Regions from separate parts of the Mus musculus genome. Here region 2 is linked to region 1. The links are chromatin contacts, found by POLR2A ChIA-PET in ENCODE. All regions are on one chromosome and are shown on one strand. Each heading gives the region's core, a stretch centred on a gene start or an enhancer-like site at or near the end of the contact. The rest is flanking DNA. Distances are from core to core; before and after follow the strand shown.

The links. ChIA-PET counts read pairs that join two places held with the same protein, here RNA polymerase II (POLR2A).
Region 2: POLR2A ChIA-PET joins it to region 1 with 11 read pairs in Patski. The contact joins the promoter of Ormdl3 here to the promoter of Erbb2 in region 1. POLR2A ChIA-PET finds 5 or more read pairs at or near these places in 2 of 5 experiments (Patski and embryonic stem cell).

What each region holds. Positions count from the first base shown.
Region 1 is chr11:98,411,234-98,414,694 of GRCm38, forward strand. Erbb2 (erb-b2 receptor tyrosine kinase 2) reads left to right here and starts at 1,251. Exons shown (of 27, transcript NM_001003817.1): 1 at 1,251-1,502. The coding sequence starts at 1,430.
Region 2 is chr11:98,584,882-98,588,609 of GRCm38, forward strand. Ormdl3 (ORM1-like 3 (S. cerevisiae)) reads right to left here and starts at 2,364. Exons shown (of 4, transcript NM_025661.4): 1 at 2,247-2,364.

The sequences.
Region 1 (3,461 bases), core at 1-2,500:
CTTGCCTAAGGTCTCACTGCCAGAATGTGATAGAGGGAAGATACGAACTCAGGTCTTCTAGATACCAGAGTCCCATGTTCTTTGGCCCCTAGCGTGGAAGTGTCTGCCTGAAACTGAGTTTCAGTTCAATGAAAGTAGATTAAGAGAGGGCCACCCTTCATTTCTCTCCCCCAAAGATGCCTCTGATTGCATCTTGACCAGCACAGGTGTGTTCTTTACTGGAACATTCCAAGTACCATCATCAGATGTAGCAGATAAAGAAGAAGGACGTAATGAAGTTCAATTTGAATTTCAGATAAACGACGGGCAATTCATCCTGGTAAACATGTCTCTTGCAATGTGTTCTTGGAGTTTCCAACCAAAGGCATACCTTTGTTTCCTTTCTCACCTGTTACCAGGCTTCAGGAGTGATATCTAGGTACTTCAGGGGTAAACTGGCAGGCGAAAAGGACAGGGAGAGAGAGGACGATGAATGAAACTGAGAACTGGGTAAAGTCAGAACGAAGTGGGCATGGGGTTGGAGAGATGGCTAAGCAGTTGAGAGCCTGTGCTGCTCTTGCAGAGGACCCAAGTTCTGTTTCCAGCACCAAAGTGGGTGGGCGGCACCCTGTAACTCCAGCTCTGGGGGATTCCCACTTCCTCTTCTGACCTCTGTGGGCAACAGCACTTATGTGACACCCCCCAAAACCCATATATGACCACACATAATTTGAAATAAAAATAAGTCTTAAAAAGAGAAAGAAACAGGAGAAGCTGTTCTTCCAAGGATGAACAGAGGGCTCCCGATGTGACTCGCTTCTCCTAGTTCTGTGGGTTCCTTTAAGATCAGGCAGGAGATACCCAAAAGGACAGAATTGATATCCCAGAGAGTCTTGGAAGTCACCAGTTAGACATAACACATTCCCTTCCCAGGCTGATTTTACCTGAGGATGTGGCGACAAACCATTTATCTGGTATTAAGAGTGTGATGCAAACGTTCCAAGAGTATCCAAGATAAAACCCACCCAAGACTGCAAAGAGGGGTAAAGAGATGCCCTGCTTTTAGGAAGTGGGTGAGAACTGCAAGCAAGCAAGCGAGGCGTCAGGGCACAGGGCGCGACGCACCCAGGCCTGCGCCGGGAGGGAGAAAGTGAAGCTGGGAGCAGCCACTCCCAGTCTTGCTGGAATGCAGTTGGAGGGGTGGGGGGGCGAGCCGGGAGCGCGCGGCTCCCAATCACCGGCGGCGGAGGAGGCGGAGGAGGAGGGCTGCTCGAGGAAGTGCGGCGTGAAGTTGTGGAGCTGAGATTGCCCGCCGCTGGGGACCCGGAGCCCAGGAGCGCCCCTTCCCAGGCGGCCCCTTCCGGCGCCGCGCCTGTGCCTGCCCTCGCCGCGCCCCGCGCCCGCAGCCTGGTCCAGCCTGAGCCATGGGGCCGGAGCCGCAGTGATCATCATGGAGCTGGCGGCCTGGTGCCGTTGGGGGTTCCTCCTCGCCCTCCTGTCCCCCGGAGCCGCGGGTACCCAAGGTGGGTCTTGGCTTGGGGAGGGCTCGGGCCGCTACGGCTGCGCCCACGGGCGGCCGGAGCCGCGGGGCCCCGAGAGCTCCACGGCCGGGCGGTCCGGGACGTTGGGACGATTCCGGCTACCGGCGCCGCGGCCCGGAGGAGATCGGAGCAGTTGGGGATGGGACAGTCACTCGGAGAACCACACTGGAGGTCCGGACCGGCCCCTTCTCGCTACACCGGAGCCTCCCGGGCTCCAGGAGACTCCGGGAACTCCTTGGGAAAGTTCTCTGAAACTAGTCGGAAAGTTTTCCTCCGGAGGGTGTGTGAAGCGCTGTGCGTGCGTGCGCCTGCTTCCCCCCTTTCGAGCCCCCCTCACGCTTTCTCAGAGCTCTTCCAGTTGGCAGCCTCCGCCTCCGGACCGGACTGGGCAGGATGCCTTCGGGGTCCCCTCTGCCCCTCCCCTCCCCCTTCCCACCCCCTCTGGCCCTTTGGGTTTAGTAAGTTACTCCAGCTTCCAGTGGGGTCGCCGTGGAGGGGGCGGTGGGGAAAGTAACCCATCCTGTCGAGCAGGGAGGACCGAGTGGCGGCTCCGCAGTTGAGTTGCCTATCGATAGTGTCTGGGATATGGGGGAGCAGGAGGAGGGGCAGGCATTTGTTTGCAACAGTTCTCTCTCATTCTCTCTCTCTCTCTCTCTCTCTCTCTCTCTCTCTCTCTCTCTCTCTCTCTCTCTCTCTCTCTTCTGTGCTGGGGATGGAACACCCCTACCCTCCATCCCAGTCTCGCCCGTGTTAGGCAAGCCCTCTATCACAGTGCTGCACACTCCACAGCCCTGTTTTGAACAAATTTCCTTAGAGCCAGCTTAAGTACTGTGTGCTTTGGGATTCCGGGAAGGCTCGGATCTTGAAGGGTGGTCTTGTGTTTTCCCGGCTTCCATACAATAAACTGGAAAGGGTTCCTGGGCATTTGGGGGCGGGGGGAGGGCACCGAAAAGGAGTAAGGTCAGCTAGGGGTAGACAGAGAGCTGGGTTGTTTTCTTGCCTTTATCTTCGTGTTGGGGGCTGGGAGGGTGACCCAGCAGTGTGTATACTGACCCATATGTCCAGTTCTACCATGAGCGTAAAAGCTGACAGTCACCCCGTGTGGGTCAGCTCTGCCAGGCTCCGTGGGTGGTGGCTTGCATGCATTCCTTCTACAGTACTAAGAACAACTCCACAGTGGAAACATTAGTAGCCTTCTCCTTGTCCCAGGGGGGAAACCTGGGCTGGGGAAATGAAGTATCCTGGAGTAACTGGTGGATCCCAGGCAATGTGACCAGCCACAGGATATGATATATGATTCACATAAATACGAGTCTAGCTGAGCAGTGCGGAGACACTGCTTCCGTAATCAGTGGGCTGTATTGAAGATGCAGAACACAGGTTCTGGAAACAGTAGGTGCTCTCCAGAGGCCAGCGAGCCTGGAGGCTGGTGGAGTATCACCATCTGTGCCCCCTTGCCCCCCTCTCCTGCCCCAGTTCCTGACAGCACACTGCTGTGCTCACTGTGGGATACCCCTGTGTGTCTGAGGTTTTTATGATGGTTGTGTGTTCCTCCCAGTTTCTGTTGCCAAACAGCAGTCTCTCTGCTGACTTGGGGACACAGGATGAACTCTGCCCTCTCTAGGAACTTCCTCAAGGCACTGGGCTCTATCTGTTGTAAACACTGGGAGATGCCCCTTGCCTTCTTCAGGATGGAGTCTCCTTTCAGTTTCTCAGGAGGCCAGCCTTCCTGCTGACTTTCCGTGCAGAAGAGTGAGGTTAGACCCTTCACCTGAGCTGGGTAGGGTCTGCAGTTGACCAGAAGTGGCCCTGTGCTGTAGAGCTGGAATCTGAAGGGTCTGCTCTCCAGACAGGGAGTGGAGGGCTGCTGAGCCTTCATCCCTTCAGATGCACTGCTGGATGCAGAGGGACAAGGCAGAGTTTGCCTTGCCAGGAATGGTT
Region 2 (3,728 bases), core at 1,114-3,613, 170 kb after region 1:
CCACCCAAGCCCTTCAGCCCACCAGGGAGAGAGGAGGACATGACCAGAGCACACAGCTGACATCAACACGGGTAGGATGTGCACGGGTAGGATGTGGTACCTGTACCAACCTTCCCCTCCCAAGGACACAAAACTACCTGTGGCCTCCCTCCTACCGCCTCTCTTCTCGGCCTCACCTGACCTCGCTCCCTTCCCAGCATCTGTCTGTGGGTGTGAGGTGACAACACCCCTTTCTTGCCCAGCCCCAGTGGTAGAAGCTCTACACAAGGAACTGAAAAAGGCTACCCTTCATGCCCAGAATACAACAGTAGTAGCCCACAGTGGCCAGAGGGGAGCATGGCTGTCCCCAGATTCCTGAGGGCCCACTTGCTGACCAGCAGAAAGTGGAAATGGGAGGCATCCATGTACTGGCTTACCCTCTCCCACTTTAGTGTCGAGCCTGGGAAAGACACATTACTGAGGCTAACAGCAAGGTGCACAGAAAGAAGGAACAATGGAGAGAGTCTGGAAGTGCCAGCCCAGCTCCCTCACCCTGCTGTAGTCACCTCACCCCCAGACTCAGATGCTATCTCACCCAGCTAGGATTCTGGCCAAGCCTCCTCCACAGGAGCTAGCATTCACTCAGATAAGTTCATTACTTAAGGATAATGGAAGCAAGTTTCCTCTTCTCAAATACCTCGGGAGATAGGACCCACAACAGTTTCCCAACAAACATACCCCTGAGTTGGCCTAGGGTGCATGCAGGTGGACATACGCCAGGGACCAAACTCCTGGCTCATTAAGACAGATAACTGGTCCCAACAGAAACCCAAGGAACTAGAACACCAGTTGTTTACCTTCCTCAGGCCTTAGGGCCCTTAACAGAGCCCACCCCTGGGACATCTACTATGTAACAGCCTCCATGGGAGGGCAGGGACTGAGAGCTAAAGTCTCTGAAAGATCATTAAGGTGAGGAAAAGTTTCCCAAGTCTCGGCAGAAACTGCTGTCCTTCTCCATTACACAGCCCTACAGTGGCACAGCTATAGACACAACTCCCTCACACTGCGGTTCAGTAGTGCCAAACCTCTGGCTGGATCCCAGGACTGCAAGACCCTCCACTCCTTTCTGGCTCTAACAGGGCATCTAAGAGAGCCTAGGTGACCCCACGGGAACTGTCTTCCTAAAGCCTAAGTGCTAGTTGTCTTTTAAAGCAGGTTAGGAACTTCAGGAGACTGCTGCACCCTCTTTCACCATCCTCCCAAAAGTACTCCTGAGACTTTCCTGTGGCTTTGTGTATTTCCATTAGGACACAACTGACCTTTCTCCCAGAAGTGAAGAAATAGGAGACTGGCAGGGGCAGAAAGGTCTGGGGTGACCAGACTGAAAACTGCTACCACAACTGGCAGGTAGCTGGTGTGATTTCATAATCTGCCTCAAATCAGAGCCTGAAGCAACTCCGTCCTGTTAACCACTTTTTTTTTTTTTAAACTTTTGGCTATGGTATAGCTCTTTGCCTCTTTTCCATGCAGGCCCAAGCCAGTCTGTCAGACACTCATGCCAAGACCAGATTACCACCCCCATCTCCTCCCTCCCGCCTTCCCCCCCTCCCCGCGGCGTTAACCATCCGGTAAGCACTTCCCAAATCCCTCCCCAGTTTAAGACTTGCCCTTTATACAGCAAACCTGTTCCCAAGGGATCCCAAGAGGGAGTTCATGCAACACACAATGTCGCTTCCACTCGGCCCACCCTCAATCTGCAGAACCACGGTTGTCCTCGCCAGCCCGACTCCTGGACTCAGGAAAGTGGGTGTGGAAAAAAAAGCAAGCCTCCACGAGTCAGGAGCGAGGGAACGGTGTCCTCGATATCTTGGGAGTATGTGTATGAGAACTCCTTCCACGGGGCCTCCCGCTTCTGCTCTGCAGCCTGGTACCTCGCACTAGCAGTCTGGCCGGGTTCGGGGCCCAACCCCCATCTCCACGCATTCACTCAACCCTGGAGGCAGCCAAACCTTTATCCCTTAAGTCCAGCCGTTCCCCGCCTCCCACCCCCAGCTGCAGCGCTCCTCCCGGATTATCACCCCCGGCCCCCTGCTCCCACTTTCCTCTTTTGGCACTCCTTCGCCTGATGCACGCACTCTCCACCCCCAGCCACCCAGCTCAGGTCTCCTCCTGCGCGGACGCCTCCCCAGCAGCAGCCTTCTCTCCCGGCTCTCCAACCCGTGGAGCCTTCGGGCTTCACCACTCCGATGCCACCCGTCTGGACTCACCGCGCGGGGTTGGAGGTCGAGGGCCCGGGAGAGAGCCCGAGAACCCGGGCCGCGGCCGCTCCAGCAGCTGTAACAAACCAGCGGCGGTGGCTACCCCGCTGGCAGCTCTGGCCGAATCAGCTCCCCGAGCCGGGGCGGTGACGTCACTACCACGCGCCTATCACGTTGTGCCTCTTGGGAAGTGTAGTTTCTAGGCTGCCTCCTCACCGGCCCGCCCGGCGCCTCCTGGGAGTTGTAGGCTTTTCCCTGGTCTAGCTTTTGATCCCACCGCGAGCTTTGGCACCCCGCAGAACGTCCCACCCTGACGCAATAGTGAGATCAGATGCTGTCTCTTTGGTGCGTTAACAATTGTAGCTTTTGCATCTGCGCCCTTCACGTGTTGCACAAGCGGTTTGTCCATGTCCCATCTTGTAGTCGAAGACTTAAGAGTTTTAAGTAACCTGCATTAAGGCCCTGCTAAGATAGCCTGACCCTAAATGCAGAGGTTGTTTTGGTTTGGTTTTTTCCTAACCGTCGCTGCCTGGGCCCCGGATTATCTCCAGAAGCCGAGAAACACTACCCTTTGCCCCGAAGGAGCCCCATTCACTCCCGGGATTACATTTTTCAGGACTTTAGTTGGGTACATGTGTTCAGGGTAGAGACAGGAGCCTGTGGGCATCTTTGGCCCACCTAGTCTTTATGCTTAATCCTTGCTGGTGTAGGTCTGGCCACTCCTGGATCTCCTCCCTACATCAGGTATAAAATAGGATTTATGTCATAGGACGAGACCTTACTAACGTGAGGAGCTTTGAGCTTCTGTCTGAGGTTAATACGTGTAGCTTTAGGTAGGGAGCCTCATTTCTGCAACTTTCATGTCTGGAAGCTCTGAAAAGAAGGGCACAGACTTTATTGCTAGGTACATATAGTGTATGTACATCTTTATTGGCAGAGTAAGCCTGGACAAATGACTTGTCTTAATCTCAGTTTTACAGCTGTCAAAACTTACTCCCAAGGTTGCTTTGATATTTCAAAAGAATGTCATACAAAGCACTTCTTATCTTGTAGGAACGCAACTAGAGTGTTCTTTGGCTCTCCTAGGTCACTCCCACTTTCCACGTCAACAATAGAGGGCCTCCTTTTAGTTGTTTCTACTTCCCCCGCCCACCTTCTCAGTCTCGTGCCCATAAACCCTGGCAAGGCTGGAATGACAGGAATAGATGACGTAACAGATGCCAGCCTGGCTGGCTGTATATGCGCGACGGACTGAACATGCGAGGACTGGAAGGAGAAGGCCTGCCCGGACAACCTGGGGAGCTTTTTCCTTAGACCCGCCCATCATCAGGGAGCTGCCAGAGGGGGTGGGGGCGGGGAGGAATAGCTGTCTCCGGCCGGAGGCGGAGCCCTGGAAGCCAGGAGTGAGTGTATATCTATCTGACTTACCCTGAGAAGTAAAAATGGGCAGCTTCTCAAGTATTCCAGAGGCAGGGGCCCTTCAGATCCGAA